Regions from separate parts of the Mus musculus genome. Here region 1 is linked to region 2. The links are chromatin loops, found by intact Hi-C in ENCODE. Cell type or tissue: left cerebral cortex. All regions are shown on one strand. Each heading gives the region's core, and the rest is flanking DNA. Links, peaks and the distances in the headings are about the cores only. Region 1 has its middle 410 kb from the start of Gm25833. Region 2 has its middle 290 kb from the start of Gm25833.

Region 1 (4,411 bases), core at 91-4,090, 130 kb before region 2:
CCCTAGCCTCAGGATCCACGGGAGCCATTTTGGTTCCGGGACTCTGCAGAAAGTAGTCTGCACAGGTGAGAGTGTGGACTATTGAAATTAACAGCTTCTGGGACAGGCCAAAGCAACACAGCTTCTGGGAAAGGTTCTGTTTTGGCCTTTCATCTTCGGCCAGGAGGAGGTCCAAAAGCCGGATAACTGTGCACCTTCCCTGTAAGAGGTGAGCTTGCCTGCAGAGACTGCTCTGACCACTGAAACTCAGAGGAGAGAGCTAGTCTCCCAGATCTGCTGATAGAGGGTAACAGAATCACCAGAGGAACAATCTCTAAACAGAGACAAGTATAACAACTAACTCCAGAGATTACCAGATAGCAAAAGGTAAACGTAAGAATCTTACTAACAGAAACCAAGACACTCGCCATCATCAGAACCCAGCACTCCCACTTCGCCCAGTCCAGGGCACCCCAACACACCCGAAAAGCTAGACCCGAATTTAAAAGCATATCTCATGATGATGGAAGAGGACATCAAGAAGGACTTTAATAACTCACTTAAAGAAATACAGGAGAACACTGCTAAAGAGTTACAAGTCCTTAAAGAAAAACAGGAAAACACAACCAAACAGGTAGAAGTCCTTAAAGAAAAACAGGAAAACACATCCAAACAGGTGATGGAAATGATGTGGATGCTCACAGTCATCTAGTGGATGGAATACAGGGCCCCCAATGGAGGAGCTAGAGAAAGTACCCAAGGAGCTGAAGCGGTCTGCAACCCTATAGGTGGAACAACAATATGAACTAACCAGTACCCTCAGAGCTCGTGTCTCTAGCTTCATATGTAGCAGAAGATGCCCTAGTCAGTCATCTCTGGGAAGAGAGGCCCCTTGATTTTGCAAACATTTTATACCTCAGTACAGGGAAACGCTAGAGCCAAGAAGTGGGAGTGTGTGGGTAGGGGAGTAGGGTGGGAGGAAGGTATAGGGGACTTTCGTGATAACATTAGAAATGTCAAAGGAAAAGCAAATAGTGCTATTTGAAGAGGTGGAACATTGACAAACTATCTCAGTTTGTATCCCAGGCTGCCCTAGAATTCACTCTAATACTTAAACTGGTCTCTGCCTCAGAAATGGCCCAGCATCTGCTTTTTGATACTAGGATTACAGAGATAAGTCAATATAACTGATCTGAATAGATTCTGATACAAAACCTATTTGGAACAACAGTATTTTCTAAAGGGAGCTTTGGGAACCTTGCATTATATAAGATTTCTTCCATCCTGCACTATCCAAATCACAAAACTCAAATTGTAGCTGTATCCCTATTCTGATGTTATTGTGATAAAAATTCCCTTGATTCTGTTCTCTGCTTCATTTATTCAGAAGGAAAATAAAGTCACAGTATCTCTGTTTATTTTATTATTATTAAATAAATTATTATTATTATTATTATTATTATTATTATTATTATTATTATTATTATTAATTATTCCTTAGTCCTCCTTATACATGGTTCTCATTTCTGTGTTCTCCTGACTATAAAAGATTTTTTTCCTCAAAAGTGGCCCTGGCTTTCAAGTGTTACCCAATCAATTCTGAGTAGCTTGAGTGGTCTAGAGGTCAGTCATACTACTGAGTTCTTTTCTGTTGCTATATATTGCATTGCTGAATTCTATACCAGAGGGTTTATGTCTGAATAAATTCTTTCATTTACCAGATTTTGTGGTTTGAATCTTGATCCTTAATTTAAAACTGGTGAGGTTTGGTCTGTTGCTGTGTGTTGTAATGCTGAATACTGTCCCTGGTTGCCTCAGGGATTAGGAGATCCTCATATACACCGAGTGCTGCTATGTAACCTAGCTACCCTCCTTCCCATGTTAACCCTGATTGGTCAATACATATGCTTACAGTCTATAGCTGATCAGAAGTGAGTTAGGTGGGGATTTGGTTCCCAGGCTGGGATGTTGATTCAGAAGACCTAGAGAAGAGAGAGTAGAAGGTGGAGTGAGGAGAAGACATCGTGGTGTAAGTGAATGATGAAAACATGGCCATGAAGGTTGGTCAATTTTAGTTAAGAGTAGCCCAGGCAAATTATACCTCAGGAATATTGATAGGGAAGGAGGTATTTACATCTTAGAGGGTAGATATGTGCCAAGCTCTAGTGCTTTAAAGATATATCATAAATAAAAATATAAAGGTTTTATGTCTTTTTTCTCTGTGAACTAAATGATCTAAGGCAGGGTAGAAATCCTAAATTAAATATTTTCTACAATACACCCTACCAACATTAATGGTTCAATTCATTGTCTATCGTGGACCATGGTGTCATATGTTCAGGGAAAATGCATTTTGCCACATCTCATAATTTTGTTGATAAAGTGGAGTGGAAACAGAAGGTATCTTCTTCATAACCGTAAACATTCAACTAACTGAATCTGCCTTGCATAGAGCTCCCTAGGTATTCCAGACCATTCAGAGTTAAATTATCATTGGCAACTCAGACAGTGAATAGATTGGCTGGAATGGCTTAAACTTTCCAAATTCATTAACTGATTCATAAATATCCAGAAAAAACAAACAAACAAAAAAACAAATTTACTAATTTAGATGGATATGTTGAGACTATAGAGCCATACAGTTTGATAATTAAGAATGCTAACAACACCTGAAAAGGACCTAAGTTTGGCCCAAAACACCCCAATTTGGTTGTTGATAACCAATTTTAATAAGTCCAGTTATTACAGGAAATCATACAACTAGTATGTCCTCTCTGGGCACAAGAATATAAAAATAGCATACACACATACACATTATTAAATACAAAACCAATCTTAAAAATAGTTTTGTTCTTACTATTCTTTTTAATTTTATTTTATTTCACTTATTTTTATTTATTGTATGTTTATGTATTTTTTTAATTTAAGTTATTTTCTATTTGTTTTGCATTACAGTCATCACCCCTTTTACTCTCCCCTATAAAAGTTCATCATCCCATTCTCCTTCCCCTTTCCTCCAAGAGAATACTCTCTCCCACACCAGTTCTCCCACTTCCCTGGGGCCTCAAAGCTCTCAAGGATTAAGCAAATCTCTGAGGCCAGGCCAGGTAAACCACTGCTACATATGTGTCAGGGGTCTCAGACTCCCCTCTGTGTACTCCTTGGTTGTGGCTCAGACTCTGGGAGTAACTTTGTGTCTGGGTTAGTTGAGACTGCTGGTTTTTCTGCATGGTTGCTCACCCTTCAGCTTCTTTATTCTTTCTCCTAATTCAACCATAGGGGTATCTAACCTCAGTCCAATGATAGGATGTAGTTATCTGCTTCTGTCTCAGTCAGCTGCTGGTAGGATCTCTCTGAGGACAGCCCATGCCAAGCTCCTGTCTTTAAGTACATCATACTGTCAGGCCTTCATGCCCCACATGAAATGGATCCCAATTTGGGCCGGTTACTGGACCTCCTTTCCTTCAGTCTCTTTTGCATTTTTATCTCTGCAGTTCTTTTTTTTTTCCATTTTTATTAGGTATTTAGCTCATTTACATTTCCAATGCTATACCAAAAGTCCCCCATACCCACCCACCCCCACTCCCCTACCCCCTTTTTGGCCCTGGCGTTCCCCTGTACTGGGGCATATAAAGTTTGCGTGTCCAATGGGCCTCTCTTTCCAGTGATGGCCGACTAGGCCATCTTTTGATATATATGCAGCTAGAGTCAAGAGCTCCGGGGTACTGGTTAGTTCATAATGTTGTTCCACCTATAGGGTTGCAGATCCCTTTAGCTCCTTGGGTCCTTTCTCTAGCTCCTCCATTGGGAGCCCTGTGATCCATCCATTAGCTGACTGTGAGCATCCACTTCTGTGTTTGCTAGGCCCCGGCATAGTCTCACAAGAGACAGCTACATCTGGGTCCTTTCTATAAAATCTTGCTAGTGTTTGCAATGGTGTCAGCATTTGGATGCTGATTATGGGGTGGATCCCTGGATATGGCAGTCTCTACATGGTCCATCCTCTGCAGTTCTTTTAGATAAGAACACATCTGAGTCAGAAATTTTGACTGTGGGTTAGTAACCCTGTCCCTCCACTTGAGGCCTTGTCTATCTACTGGAGGTAGACTCTTGGAGTACTCTTTCCCTAATTTGGGGCATTTTGGCTAAAGTCACCACCAATGTGTACTGAGAGTGTCATCATACATTTCTGGTCTCTGATACACTCTAGAACCCCCCACCCATCTCTCACTCCCCAAGGATGCTTATTTACATTTATTCTCTTAGCCCTCTGGGTTTCTCTCCTGTACCCCCTCCCAAATCTCATCACATTCTCCTTTCACCTTCTCCTCCCATCTCATTTCTGGGTCCCTCCCTTCCTCCACATTCCATGATTAATTATATCCTTCCCCCTTAGTGAAGTTGAAACCTCCTCATTTGGACATTTCTGTTT
Region 2 (4,411 bases), core at 101-4,100:
TGCTTGACTTTAGGACAGATTCAGTGCTACTTTTGGGAGGAACATGGAAAAAGGTTTTTTTTTTAATGAAAAATTATCAATAATAGAGAAAATATGTATCTGTTACCAGCTACATTTGTCTGTACATTTATCAAGTATATGGACAAATAGTTCCATCACAGTCATCTTAAGTATGGAACTTTCTTACTTCCCATCAAGATATCATGCTTGCAATTACACTCTTCTTCCCGGTATTTCTTAGATGTCTCAGATTATAGATCCTGCTCTCTGTCCCCTTTTAACATAGCCTTCAGAAATGAAGTTCTCTGACATTTGTACATTTAACTATTATGTATTCTGTGTTCTTTGCAATATTCTAGCACCATAAAATTTATTCCAGTTCATGTTATTAATTCCAGGAATGCTTTTGGAATGTTTTTATCTTTGAAGAACATGGTCAGAACTATGTTCATTTTTATTCTTGAGGAAAGATGTAGCCATGTAGAAGATCTTAAGGAGAAGTCATCAGGTTCTGAGCTCTGCTGTAGGTTTATCTTGTAAAGAAAAATCTGAGGCTGTACCATGTGTTACTATGGTGTCCGAATGGTTGTTTCAGAATGCAAGTATCAGGAATTAAAGATGAATATCCTGAAACAAAGATGATGATAGCCTGTTGTTTCTAGTCCTTCTTGAGATGGGTAGGCCACTTTTCCACTTCTCTCATGGAAAGGGCTGAGTTTCATTGTTTAAATGTATAAAGCCTCATCATACAAAGAACAAACCACAAGATGGGTGGATCCTTATTTTAATATTCTCTGAGATGCTGGACATGGAGCATGCACAGTTATGCTTTGTTCTTCATGATACTTTATTGGGCAAAAAGAATAAATTATGGCTGTTATTCCATCTTTTTTCTGTGAATGAGATGTGATCTCCTTTTTAAGAACCTGGCATGGTATCATCTACAATACTGCAAATATTTTTTAAAAATTGAAAAACAGGCTGAAATATAAGACAACAAAATTTTATATACTCAGCTTCTAACTTTGTGAGCTAAATAAATCTCTTCTCTTACTAATGTACATAATACCAGCCTTTACTCTACAACATAAAGAGACATTTATACACAGATATAGGTCCAAAAGATATGTTGAGAAGGGGTTGATTCTGTTCTTGTAATTGGGATCACAGAAATCACAGTAATTTAAATAAAGTGATATCAATGCCATATCCATATTCTAGTGTGATTTTCTCTTCAAGGGTTCACCAATTCCTAATACAATCATAGAAGAGAGCTTCTATCAAATACATAATCATTTAGCGAAAAACCACAGATGGCCATAAAAATGATGGTCTAAGCTTCTTTAGAATGTTAGGGCCTTCTTTCAATATGCTTTTGAAATGGATGAGTTATTATCATTTTAAAGAATTTATAGCTTCATAAATTAAATAACACAGACTTGGTCTATCACATGGAATCATCTGAGAACATGTTGATCATCTGCTTGACAGTCACTTCAAGGTTTAAGTATATGCTTTCCATCAATGACTTTTTATTACATCACTGCAAATGAACATGCTTATGGCACTCAGGCATCAACGTATTTTCCCTTTTTTCTTCCCATTGGCTCTTAACTGGGTTAATTGGCCTAATACTAAATTTTATACCCAGATGAGTATTCCAGAATCAGGGAATGCAGTATGATGATAGTAGATAACAGATGATTAAGTGTCTATAATCAATGCACTCACAAGGATCTGCCTGCAGCTTCTTCAGCCTAGTACATTTATAAAAGTGTCCAAGATTCAACACTATTGTCAAAAGCTGAGAATCAGTTATTCAACAGATGAGACTTAGAGAATATTTCAGCATCAAAAGAGGTACCTGACAAAGTATGCAGAGACTGTCACTCTAATTCCAATTCTGCATATCAAAAGAGCTTCTAGGAATGTCTGTAAAGTTTTCTCTTTTTTGCTGTATGACTCTCAACATACTGTTCTGAAATAAAAAAATTAGAGACTTTCTTTAAAAACAGTGTTGTTGAGACTAAGGAACAAAAGAGCCTATAGAGGTAGCTGTTACCTAACTGAACAGTTAATTTCATAGCCTGACTATATTTGAAAAAAAAAAGTATTAGTGGATGGAAGCTATGAGAAGGACAGCTGGACTTTGGTAGTTTATGTCACTGCTTGTATCACCAGGGGAGCATGTGGAGGGAGCATGTGGAGGGAGCATGTGGAGGGAGCATTTATTCTTCATGATTAAGAATAAATGATGTGTTGTAGAGATTAAAAAGGAAGATGTTGAAAGTTCCATTATCTGGATCACTGATTGAAATATCCATGAATGCTCTCAAAAATCTCATATAATGATGGAGTAACATGACAGTCATTATCTTATTAACATTACCCCATATGTAACAAATTCTAACTCAGAAACCAGAGAATCAGAGACCAGAATTTCCAATGTAAGGTAAGTTCTACTATAATTTTTTCAACCAGATGGGCAATATCAAGATAGATTCATTTTTATACTTGACCGGCAGAGAGCCCAATTCTCACAAGTGTTGCCTAAACAACGGTCTCCCATCACTGGAAACACATCTTGAAATTCATTTAAAACCTACTAAAGTAATTACACTCTGTTATGGCACATGGGAAAATTCTGCACAGGAACCTAAAGATGGTACAAACATGCCCCTACTTTTAGCAAGCCATGATTTTTAGTGAATACTGTAAGTATAATTGACATTCTGAAGTCACAAATGTGATTAGTATGTCCTGTGTCTTCAGCAATGAAATATTACCATCAACCTTTGGGAGGGAGCCAAGAGCAATAGCAATATTCTACTTTGCTTTGAGCTCCTTAGGCCACCCTGAGGAACTTGTAGGGAAGTTTTTCCCATTTTGAAAAATGGCAAATTTGCTGAATATGCCATGAATTTTGAAAGAAAGAATATCACTCCAAGAAAATTGTCATTCAAATATGTTTGAGACTATATTGTAACATAATGTGTAATTTCTTATAACCTGTAGGCCAATATCTGCATATCTACATATCAAATATTTACCTATTTATTCATAAATGTCATGCCTTTATCCATGTAAAATATGGGTTTCTGTTTGTATTTTGTTTTTAAAAATATGTGTCTTGTTTAACTTCAAAAAATAACCACATTCTCTATTACTGACTTCTTAGATTATTAATATAACTAGTGGGTTTTATTAGTTACTTAGCTGTCTTGTTCAATGTCAGTCTATTATTTCTATCACCCCTTATATCTCCCTTGCAGATAAACCCACTCATCTCTTTCATTTTGATAACTGGTCTGTGTCCATCATTTTATCTGTGGCCAGGTATGGTTGTCTTTCTCAAGCTTACTAACTATTACTTTTAGAGAGTTGATGCTTGTAGTTATTGAAGTCATCATTTGTGACCTTTTATGAACACATGCACAAAGACCTCTAGAAAATCAACAGGATCTCAATGTACATTTAAGCTTGTAATACATTTTGTGATCCTTTTTAGAGATTAGTATAAGGTTTATATTGAAGGTGTCTCTGGTAAATGGTTGTTCAGTAAGATGCAAATGGAGCAGGTGAGGAATTAGAGTATCACCAGCAGATAGATGGTCCTGGAGTAAATCTCTACCTTTTTTTTGTGGAGCACAACTGCCCAAGACTTCACCTGAGAGTTTCTATCAGTTCAGACATCTTGTTGAGAATCCTTGATGATGTCAAGGAAGAGACTCTTGATTTGAGCTCTTTTCCTCTTGATTCTCTCATATTCTCTGCAAGGTTGGAACTTAAAAGTGGGCACCCATTTGGGGGCACTTCTTAAATTTTCTTCCAGTCCAGACCTCACTATGTACTAGGGTCTCATATGAGTAAGAAGAAAGCACCAACAAAGATGATTCAATCCCAAAAGTTAATATATATATATATATATATATATATATATATATATATATATGTATATATATATATGTATGTATATTCTGCCGAAAGGAGGCTATTAGGTTGAAGTTATAATGGATTGTTTGGTTCTTTCATTTGGAGGTTTCACCGAGATCTGCGTGACACCCAGGAACCCCGAAAGACCCCTTGGAGGTACATTTGTTTGTGTGCATCTTACATGTTGTCTTTTGTCTAAGTGTGGCACCACTAAATTTGTGTCTTGGTTTGTGAATTTGTGTCTTGGTTTGTAAATTTGTGTCTTGGTTTCGGGGTTCCGAGATCGTGGGTTCGAGTCCCACAGCATGCCTTGGTTTTAGGGTTCCAAGATCGTGGGTTCGAGTCCCACCTTGTGGCATAGTTTTCGGGTTACCAGATTGTGGGTTCGAGTCCCACCTCGTGCCTTGGTTTTACATCTGGCAGAGTGAGGAACGAGTGTGCTTACATACTGGTGTCTTTTATTCTCTGTTGCTGTCTT

What was found. Hi-C counts contacts between places; a loop is a spot of excess contacts. Peaks named below come from ENCODE experiments on the same cell type or tissue, not always from the same donor. Only the 100,000 strongest peaks of a DNase experiment are listed, where the experiment ranks them.
Region 1: a loop joins it to region 2, with 11 times the contacts of the local background. A loop is called at or near these places in 7 of 42 quality-filtered maps.

The regions. Positions count from the first base shown.
Region 1 is chr6:68,944,716-68,949,126 of GRCm38, reverse strand. It overlaps Igk. Among named protein-coding and RNA genes, the nearest start is that of Gm25833, 410 kb to the right of the region's middle. In left cerebral cortex, for the core only: no CTCF peak of the experiment used is centred there; no DNase peak of the experiment used is centred there.
Region 2 is chr6:68,818,919-68,823,329 of GRCm38, reverse strand. It overlaps Igk. Among named protein-coding and RNA genes, the nearest start is that of Gm25833, 290 kb to the right of the region's middle. In left cerebral cortex, for the core only: no CTCF peak of the experiment used is centred there; no DNase peak of the experiment used is centred there.